Regions from separate parts of the Homo sapiens genome. Here region 2 is linked to region 1. Evidence: chromatin loops called from intact Hi-C (ENCODE). Cell type or tissue: gastrocnemius medialis. All regions are shown on one strand. Each heading gives the region's core, and the rest is flanking DNA. Links, peaks and the distances in the headings are about the cores only. Region 1 overlaps LOC105370150 (a long non-coding RNA gene). Region 2 overlaps B3GLCT (beta 3-glucosyltransferase).

What was found. A loop is a pair of places that touch in the nucleus more often than their neighbours do. Peaks named below come from ENCODE experiments on the same cell type or tissue, not always from the same donor. Only the 100,000 strongest peaks of a DNase experiment are listed, where the experiment ranks them.
Region 2: it touches region 1 in a loop (5-fold over the local background); 2 of 110 quality-filtered maps call a loop at or near these places.

The regions. Positions count from the first base shown.
Region 1 is chr13:31,421,172-31,426,557 of GRCh38, forward strand. The region is part of intron 1 of LOC105370150 (a long non-coding RNA gene); the gene reads left to right. Among named protein-coding and RNA genes, the nearest start is that of B3GLCT, 220 kb to the left of the region's middle. RefSeq lists a silencer at 3,039-3,158. In gastrocnemius medialis, for the core only: a CTCF peak has its summit at 3,155 (motif pointing left); a DNase peak (open chromatin) is centred at 3,150.
Region 2 is chr13:31,284,405-31,289,790 of GRCh38, forward strand. It overlaps B3GLCT (beta 3-glucosyltransferase), which reads left to right. Exons shown (of 15, transcript NM_194318.4): 11 at 244-357; 12 at 2,316-2,415. Among named protein-coding and RNA genes, the nearest start is that of B3GLCT, 87 kb to the left of the region's middle. In gastrocnemius medialis, for the core only: no CTCF peak of the experiment used is centred there; no DNase peak of the experiment used is centred there.

The DNA of each region.
Region 1 (5,386 bases), core at 59-5,058:
TCTTCTGGGAATGTTGAATGCATCATCAACCTAGAGAAAGCCATTAGTGGGTGCCTCACTGAGATGTCTAGTCCCTGTAGAACAAGCACCTTCTCAGGCAAATTCTCAGCACATTCTCAAATTGCCCAAAGTGCTATCACTTGACAAAGGTCAAGGAAATAACAGCAAATCATGAATAAATGAATCCATCACTGGATACCACCTCTTGGGTCACTCCTGAGCTACTTCTTAAAAGAGTTTCCTTACCTGAGGTTTTAATTTCTGTCACTATGTTAGGTTTTAACCATAAAAAGAACCTATTTTGTAATTAATGGTCTACGAGGCTGGGCCTTGGAGTTGTTCCTGACCTTTGTTTCCAGTGGAGGGGAGCCACATTAAGGAGAGCCCACCATCAAAGACAGACAGCATCATGGGGATGGAAATAGGCATAACCAATATTTAATCAATATTTAAACCAATATTTAATCACCACAGTTTAACACAAAGGATAAACAAAAGTGTCTGACAGGAATGGAGGGTGGGAGGGTTGTAGGAGAGAGCATGAGTTGAACTCTGAGAGATGGCAAAGGTGATGTATTTATTAATGGTAAAGGTGAAATTACTACCCCGATTCCAGGAAATGAGTCAAGGTTTGGAAGAAGAGGTGGGAGTTTTATGATGTCTTGCAGCAGAGGGAAAGAGCTTAGTGAATTGTGATGGGGGACATGAGAAGTGTTCCAGACAAGTGTTCATGAAGTGGATCTGTCAGCAACAGGCAGCTCCATCCAGCACAAGCTGGCCTGGTGGAAAAGTTATAACTTAAACATTGCTCAACACTTGGTGTGTCAGAACATATTGTACCCCTTGTTTGAGAAGATCAGTTTCATTCACCCCCTTCTTGGCATTTCAGGAAGCCACATGGATTTCTCCCTAGCATCCCACTCTTTTCCAGAATCCCATTTCCTCACTCTTCAGCAACATTGGACTGTTGCACAAATCTACACACCTTTTCAGTGCTTTCCCCGTACATGCTCTTGTGGGTGTTATTCCTCTCTGGAAAGTTCCTACGCTTTGATCCTTTCTAAGACTTATTAAATGTCAACTCCTTTACAAGGATTCTCCTGATCCTTTTACTTGAATGTTTTTTCTTCCTCCTCTGGACACCTGTAGCATTTTAAACTTATGATGAAGTTCAACCTGTTTCATTATATATTAGGATTAACTTTCTCTAATCTGTCCCCACTTCCAATAGACTAACTTCATGAAGACATGGATTTTTATTTTCACTTTCTTTATATCCTCACCTGTACCAAGCACAACCCTTGCACAGAATGTGCATCATAAATACCACTTAGGTGAAGCGGAATCATTTGCTGAATGATGTTGAATGGATGCTGTAAAAATGGCTCCCTTCCTGTGGGTACTTCCTTGCTGAAAGTGAGATCAGAGTTCCATACGGCATGGCGCTCTGGGGGCTGAACTAGAAGCGCAGGGGGTGTGGACTGGTGCTAAAGTGTCAGGGTACGGCGTTAAGGGCATTCACAAGCTACGATCCCAGGGTGAAGCCAGAGTTGAGAATGAAACAGATAGTCCAAAGGAAATGTCAACTGAAGAGGCAGCAACCGACAGTTCAACAAGGCACAGTAAGCGGGTTGGGCTGAGGAATGGCTAGGAGGTATGGTTGATGGGTCTCCTCAGAGAGGCCAGGGTTAAAAGATTGGAACCTGGTTGATGAAGAACTATTAAGTGGAGTAAGCTCTTTAAGACACTTTGCTCCTTTACTGTTTCATCCAGAGATGTTTCAAACCATTGTTTGCCATTGTCTTAGTTCAGCTATCATCAACATAGCTTGATAAAAATTCTTACTAGTTAGTCTGGTAGGTCATTTTAACCACCTAGTCGGAGTTCATTTTTCTTAACCTTTCCTTGAACAGGAAGCCTTCAAAGTGTTCATCCAGTGCTGCGTTGTTATCTGTAACCTGCTACAATCTTGAAAATGAGGTGAGGTGAATGGATTTCTCTAACTCTGGTCCAACCGAGTGGCTGGGACAAACCACAGATGACTTGTCACCTCAGTGACAGCCAGTGGAACTTAGCCAGCCTCCTAGAATTTGAGGACCAAGTTGTGTCTCTTTGAACTTTGATTTTCTTCTGGGTTCTAGATCTATTGGTAATGGTGAGATGTGGTGAAAAGAGTTCTAAAACTAGTCTAAGTCCCACTTTTTTCACTGAAAAACTTTGTGGCTTAAGGGTAGATACCTTGCTTTTATTTTTTATTTTATTTTATTTTATTTATTATTATTATTATTATTATTATTATTATTATTATTATTATTATTTTGAGATGGAGTCTTCACTCTGTCGCCCAGGCTGGAGTACAGTCGTGTGACCTCGGCTCACTGCAACCTCTGCCTCCTGGGTTCAAGCGATTCTCCTGTCTCGGCCTCCTTAATAGTTCAGATTACAGGTGTCTGCCATCACACCTGGCTAATTTCTGTGTGTTTAGTAGAGATGGGGTTTTGCCATGTTGGCCAGACTGGTCTTGAACTCCTGACCTCAGGTGATCCACCCAGCTCAGCCTCCCAGTGTTGGGATTACAGGAGTAAATCACCTCGCCTGGCCACCTTGCTTTTACAATGGGATAATAATCCCAAGTAGCCCTATTTGTAAAATCTTGAAGGTCGTGACCTGGACACAATAGGTTCTTGAGACTGTTTTCTTCAGTTAGTTTAGTGAATTACTATTCCTTGAGCACTTGTATGCAAGGGGCTCAACAGGACAGTCCCTCTAAGTACCTACCCTCTATGCTTTGGCTTGCTTGTCCCATGGACCAATTTGCCTTGAGGAATCCACAGTTCTAGCAAAGCCTCTGCAGTCTAGAAAAAATATTGAAAGTGAAATCATTGATATCTATCTCATTACTTTATATATTTCTGTAAAATGAAGATGATTAAAAAAAAAACTACCTTGACAAAGCTGTGTCAAAGATGAAATGTGACTTGGAAGGGATTTGTGGACTGTGAAAGCCTTGAGAAATGTAAATGATCATTTTTGCCATTTGTTGTCATTTGTTCTGCAGTCGCAGGAGTGCCTCTTCCTGCTGCCCTGGTCTGAGCAAGACCAGAAAAGGAGCTGGGAAGGGCTGGTGGCTTTTCATGCCATGCCTGCCCTCTAGTGGCTGTGATCCACAGCCGCTTACCGAACGGGTGGCCCAGAGAGGAACAGAGAAGTCCGTCAAGTTGGGAGAGAAATGTTCAGCGGGGCAATCAACATTGTCCTCAGCCTTCTTCTATGTGGGAGACAGTGCCCACACCCCTTTACCTGTCTACAGTGCCTGATGTAGTGGAGGCACAAAGCTTTGGAGGTCAATAGGCCTGACCCTGTCATTTACCACTGTCCTGAGGCAATTTACCTAATCTCCTGTAGGCATAATGGGAACAATTGAAAGTTGTTGTGAAGATTAAATAAGCTAATTTATGTAAAATAGTCCTCCCAGTATCTGGCACATTTTAAGCATTTTTAAAAAGGCTTTTCATTCCCTTCAAACTTTATTTATATTTTGGGGTTCATATTGGCAGGCTACTTGGGGCTGGGAGTATATGTTTAATCCTTATTTAGATCATCTTAGATGTGTTTCCAAGAAGCAGAATGTTCCCTCTCTAACCCTTTCAAAGGGAAAACAGCTGCCCTGGAACTGATAAGTTCTACAATTACAGGGTTTGATAAATCTGCTCATCTAACTCTGTTCTCATTTTTCTTTTCTGATATGTGGGTCTACTTGCTGCTTTAACTGGGCACTGCATCCTGCCCAGCAGGGTTTTTCAGTGGAGCATCTCTCTCATGAGCCGCTGAGGTCAAGAACTGTCTTATCATCTAGCATATGCCCAGGTCAGGTCTTCAGGAGCTGAGTGTGAGCAGCTTTCACGGGACAGCCATTTCCTCCACTTTCCCTCTGCCCTCCATCCAACACCAAAGGGCTGAGGCAAATCAGGTCACTCTCTGTGCTTTGCTGGGAAGGGGCATCTTCAAGGCAGGAGACATCATTTGCTGTTTCCAAGGTGGATATTTTCATATTCTCAGAAATTTTCAGGCATTTGAAGGGATGGGTCTTTAAATCACACAGATGTAACACATTGAATGACTTCAGGCCTGATGTGTGGGAGAAACATCAAGGGGCCTGGTGTGACAGGAGAACAGGGAGCAGGGGAAGATCTGGGGTTGAAGAGGGAATCAGGCCTTGGAAAGACGCTGCCTTTTTCTCAGAGTGAGATGAGCAGCAGGGTCTGAGTGGAAGAGGGAGTGGAAGGTTTAGTAAGATCATCTGGTTTCTCTGTTAAGATGAGGCTGTAAGGAGCAGGTGTAGACGCAGGGAGAACAGGTAGGAATTCTTGCAGCTCTCCAAGCAGATGCCCATGGCATGGGCAGGTTCAGAAGTGGTGAGGGGATGAGCTCCTGGTTATCACATGACAACAAGGCCTGAAGATTTGCCAATAGATTGTCTCTGGAGTGTGAGAGAAGGAGGGGAGGTGAGGATGAGTCCAAGCATGTTGGCCTGAGCAACTAGAGGGATGAAGCTGCCATTATGAAGACAAGAAGACTGTGGGAGGAGCTGGGGAAGATATTCAGGAGTTGGCTTTTGGACATGTCAACTTTGAGATGCCTAGTAGACATCCATGAGGAGGGCAGTTCGATGTTTGGTTACACAGCCTGCAGGTCAGGAGAAAAGTTCAGACCCAATGTAAGAGTCTTCAGCATAGAGATACTTAAAGCCAAGACATTCAATGAGATCACCAAGGTGTGAGTATTGATAGAGAAGAGGTCCAAGCAGTAAGCTCTGAGGCACTCCAATGCTGAGAGGTCATGGTGGTGAAGAAGAGTCATGGAAGAATACTACAGAGGAATAGGCAATAAGCCAGGAGTCAAACTAGGGAGCCGAGGAAAGAACATACCACGGAAACAGGCAGTAATCAACTGTGTCAGACGGTGTTGATGGGGCAAGTAAGATGAGGACATAGAACTATTTCATTTAGCAACATAAAGGTCATTATTGAGTTTGATTAAGAACTTTTGATATAGTGCCCCATATCCAGATTATAAAACCAATATTATAGCTTGTTAATTTGTTTACATTTCTTTCTATCACACTGATAAGTTAATTTCTTAGACACAGGCAATATGATGTCTCACGCATTTCTGTGTCCTGGCATGCTCAATGAATATTTGTGAAATGAATGTGTAAATACACAAAAGGGAGTATCTTAGATATTGGCCTAGGATGCCTGTGTGGGGCTGCAATCACCCCAGGACTACTGAGCCAGAAACAGACCTCTACTAAAGATTGTGCTTGAATCACCCAGGGATATAGGTGACCATTTGTCCTATTCTTAATGACAGTATCATTCCATAA
Region 2 (5,386 bases), core at 297-5,296, 140 kb before region 1:
AAGTGCATTCATCACCAGGAATGAGAAATGCTTTACTCTAGAGAATGTTGAAAATGCTTCAAGAAGAGGGTTTTAGTCAACAACGTTGGCATTTCTCAGGGTTGGAAGCAAGCAACTCTTGGAACACCTGAAGAACAACCAGTAATGTTTCTCTTCCTTTGTAGATGATTATACTGCCATTTTGAATTTTTAAGCTTCCTTGTGTAACTGTGCCAGTGATTGTCACCTCTGTAATTTTTTCAGTACCTATTGTTAAGCAGACTTGGGAGAGCCAGGCAAGTCTCATTGAATACTATAGTGACTATACTGAAAATTCCATTCCTACTGTGGATTTGGGAATTCCTAATACAGATAGAGGTGAGTCATAATTCTTACTACTCTCCTTATTAAACATTGCCATTCTGTAAATACAGTAAATTAGGTTAGGATAAAAATGAAATGTTTTATAAGTGCTATAATTTTTGCCTCATATTAGTTTTTTCCCTTCTCTCAGATACTGATTGGTTCTTTCAAACTAAGGGCTTTATAGTACGAAGTGTTGCAAGTTTTTAGTAGCTTATATCCTATAATTGAGCACATGATAGTTACAGCAGAATTTAACAATAGATTTTTCATACCTTCATAATTCTTTGCGACCATGATGGGGTGTTTATTATATTCCCACATAAAGCTTCTCTCCTTGTCAGTCTTATAGTCTAGTTCACATATTATATTACCCGTGAGTACCACCTAATCACATTCTACACTAGTTATATGTAGAATAAACTGTATTCTATATGTTAAGATTTTAATTAGTAAATTGTTGGAAATAAACCTGCTTTTCTCTTCAAATTGCAGGCTTTCTAATTAAAAACACTTTTTAGGACATACAGAGTGGAATGGTAGACATTGGAGACTCCAAAAGGTGGGAGAGTAGAAGAGGGGCGAGGGATGAGAAATTACCCACTGAGTACGATAGACACTCTTCGGGTGATGGCTTCACCAAAAGCCCAGACTTCACCACTGTACAATATGTCGATGTTACAAAACTGCACTTGTACCTCTTAAATCTATAAAAATTTTAAAAAATTGTGTCAAAAAATGGAAGTGAAAATTTGGCCACCTCATCTTCAGATATTCTTTATTCATCTTAAGTTTTATCCAGTGTTCCTGCCACCCTTTGTTCTTTAGTTTTTTTGTTCCCCATGCCCTTTTATGAGTAAAAAAAAAAAAAAAAAAAAAAAAAAGTAGCAAACTGATTATGTTCTATACAGTAATTTATCTTATTTTATGTTAGTGTCACTCATAATTCTTTCATTAATATAGTACAATGCAGAATCAGATATGCCATCTCTGTAGTTACCAATTCTTCTAACAAGGTTAAGTGTATTACTGAGTCTGTCTGTTGCTGTTTGATTTGGAAAAACGATTTTAGATTGGGTTTAATAATCATGTATTTACTTATACCTTATTTGATGTCTTCATTACTAGTCTGGTCTTATTGTCTATATTTATATTTGTTCTAAAAGGGATTTGAGGTGGCTTTGAAACACGTATTGTAATGGTTAAAAATACACAGAGATCAAGAGTAAAGAAAATAAAGGTCAAATTGAGTGGTTTAATAGTCATTAATATAAGTTAATATTTGTGCTCCACTGTGTCACCAAATAATTAAAATGAGGGGCATATTCCTGTTTATCAATTTGACTACTCTTCCCAAGTGTTTTATTTTTGTCCAGCATTTACCATTAAAGCATTGTAATTTATCTATTGGTATCTGAAGGACTGTTACTCTGTCTTACTCAGCACTATATCTTTAGTGCTTAGTACCTGCCACAGTATCTGGCATGTTAGAAACTTAGTGGTAGTAAATATTTACAAAATAAGTAAATGAAGGTATAAGCTTCCGCCTTTGCACTGCTGCTTCCCTGTGGCAGTGGTGCCTGGGGTTCTAACAGCTCCTTCAGAATAAGTTTATCTAAGAAAGGATGCCATTGCTCATTGCTGTGAGTCTTAAAACTTTCTTGCCTGGACTGAAGTTACTAATTCTATCTCTGCCTCAGATTATCTGTGTGACTGTGTAATTCCACTCATCTCTCTAGGTCTCCATTTCCTTGTGTGAGAAATGAATGGCTTGAATTTCATTATCTCTAAAGTTCCCACTGGTTCAATGTGTCTGTGAAAATTAGAGAAGGCTATTTTTAAAAATTTTGAACTTTTAAGCTGCATTTTGGCATGTAAGCTCTTAGAACACTTCAAAACTAAAAAGAAATGAACAAATTCTATATATTTTATAAGAAATAATACATTGTAAGTTTTTTTCTTGCCTTTTCTAGGTCATTGTGGAAAGACATTTGCCATTTTGGAAAGATTTCTGAATCGTAGCCAGGACAAAACAGCATGGTTAGTCATTGTGGATGATGATACATTAATAAGGTAAGGAGTCATTCTCATCCTAAATGGCTTTAAATTCTACATATATTCATATTCAAAAAACTAGATGGGTACTTTTTCTGGCCAAGATGAAGTAACGGGGACGGGGTTTACCCTTCTATCTGAACCAATCCTCTTAAGGAACAAAATATATAAAACAAAGGTTTTTAACACACTGAATATTAGGTGCAAAGGAAAATGATCCAAAAGAAACATGAAGCAAATGAGGTGAGTTCTATGACTGCCAGAGCTGACTGCCTTAAGAGAATTCCAAGTTACTGCTTAGGGAGGGAGCACCAGATGGAACCTGACAGACTCTGTGGGCGGAAAAGATGGAGCTGAGAGTCTCAGGAGACCAAGGCTATTACAGTTTGCAGGACAGAGTACCAGAGAGGAGAGAGCTATACAGAAAGGGAACACTGGAGGTAGGTGAAGAGCCCCCTTATGTATTCAATAGAGTATTGATCAGTGCATATGTGTGAGGAAACTACCCGATGCTGGGGAAAGACCCAACCAGATTAGAGGGAATTGTGCCTGACACTCACACATGCCTGGGCTGGAAAACCCCTGTTCACAAGGTATTGAGAACAGCGTGTAAGAGGGTCTTGCCTCAATAGGGGGGATAGTTAACCCTAGACTAAGCACTTTTCCAGTCCTGCCTAACATATCTGAAAAGCAAGAAAATACAAGAAAATGAAACTGTTTCCAAGTAGTAGCCTGTGTCTGAGAACAAAACTCAAGAAGACTTACAGAAATACAAAAATAACCAACATCTAATAAAGTAAAATTCATAATATCTGCCATCCAATCAAAAGTTGCCAGGCATATAAAGCAGCAGGAAAATACAGAAGTGAAAAAAAATTAGCTTATTGAAATGGTTTCAGAATTTATACAAGGTTAGAATTAGAAGTTATTAAGCTGTTACTATTAAATAGTTATTATACCTCTATTCCATATGTTCAAAAAGACATGGAATGTCTCTTAGTCTTAAATAAGTTTAAATCATACCTCTAGAGATGAAAACTACATTCTTGATTGAGGTGAAAAACCCACTGGATGGGTTTAATAGCAAATTCATTTAAGAAGAAAGTATCAGTGAACTCGAAGACATTGCAATAATAACTATCCAAACTGAAACACAAAGATAAAAAATAATTTTAGAAAATTAACACCATCACTGAGCTGTGGGACAATTTCAGGTGGCCTTGAATATATGCAATTGAAATCTCCAAAGAGAAGGAGCACATAATTATTTAAAGAAATATTTTTCAAATTTAATGAAAACTGTAAACCCATAGATCCAAGAGTGTCAATGAACCCCAGGCACACCATAAGCACAAAAGCAGAGAACAGCCACCTCCAGGAATGCCATAATGGACACTTAGGACAGTACCCACTGCCCCACTCTAGGCAGCTGTGGAATTGAGGACTAGCATGCTTAACCCATTGTAGCTACCCACAACACCAACATGGACCTCTTGGGTCTCAGTGGGTTGCTCCACCACCACTACTGCCATCATTCACATCATACCAGCTGCTCAGGGGGCTAACAACTTGTCCACACACCTAGCCCACTGCTCTCATTACTAGCTTCTAAGCAAGCAGTTCACCTGCAGGCCCAAGAATCAGCCATTCAGAACTCTCTAACACCACAGCCAGCATAAGCTGCTTTAGGGCCTAAAAACAGGCATATTCACCCTTCTGCTGCCACCACTGGGGCCCAAAGACTGACTCAGTTGGCATCCAAGTCCCCAGCAAAATTTCACAGCTTCAGCTAATAACCATACCCTAAGCCACTGAGGAAATTACACATACCACGAACCTTGTGTACTACTGAAAAAGTCACACAAAGACCACACTACAACAGCACCAAAAATAAAAGCCAAGGTGTCTTACTTAACCAACAACATATATACATCTTCAGGAAAAATATTCTCCCCTACAAAAGCAATTTTTAAAAATTGGAACAACAATACCAGATATGCAGATATCAATGGAAGGAAACAGGAAACATGAAAAAGCAAGAAAATATGATACCAGTAAAGGACCACAACAATTTTCTGGGAACAGATCCCAATCAGTAAGAATTCCTGAAATAACAGATAAAGAATTCAAAATATTGATTTTAAAGAACCTCATTGAGGTACAAGAGAAATCTGAAAACCAGTACAAAAATAAGAAAATGAATTCAAGATGTGAATGAGAGATATACCAAGGAAATAGATATCTTTAATTTAAAAAACCAAACAGATTCTGGAACTGAAAATTCATTGAAGGAAATACAAAATACATTTGAAAGCTTTGGTAATAGACTAGACCAAGCAGAAGGAGGAATTTCAAAACTTGACGACAGATCTTTTGAAATAATTCAGCCACACAAAAATAAGGAAAAAATGAAAAAGAATGAAAACAGCCCTCAAGATGTCTAGGACTACACAAAATGACCAAACTTATAAATTATCAATATTTTTGAGGGGGAAGAGAGATCAAAAACTTTAGAAATCCTACTGAAGGACATAATTGATGAAAATGTCCCAAATGTAGCAAAAGAGTTAGATATTTAGATACAGGAGATCCAGTGATCTTCATGTAAATACATTGAAAAAAGGACTTCACATGGCATATTAGGACTTCACATGGCATATTATATTCAGAATGTTTAAATTCAAGTGAAAGAAAGAATCTTTAAAATTAGCAAGAGCAAAAGCATCAAGTCATGTATAAAGGACTAATAGTGGACTTTTCAGCAGAAACCTTATAGGCCAAAGAGAATGAGATGGCACTTTAGCCATCGTGCTAAAAGAAAAAAAAAAAGCTGTGAGCCAAGAATTTTATATCCTGCCAGAATAAGCCTTATAGATAAAGGGGAAATAATCTTTCCCAGACAAGGAAATGCTGAGGAAATTTGTCACCACTAGGTAGGGACAAAGCCTCACATATCAAGATTAACCTTGAATATAACTGGATTAAATGC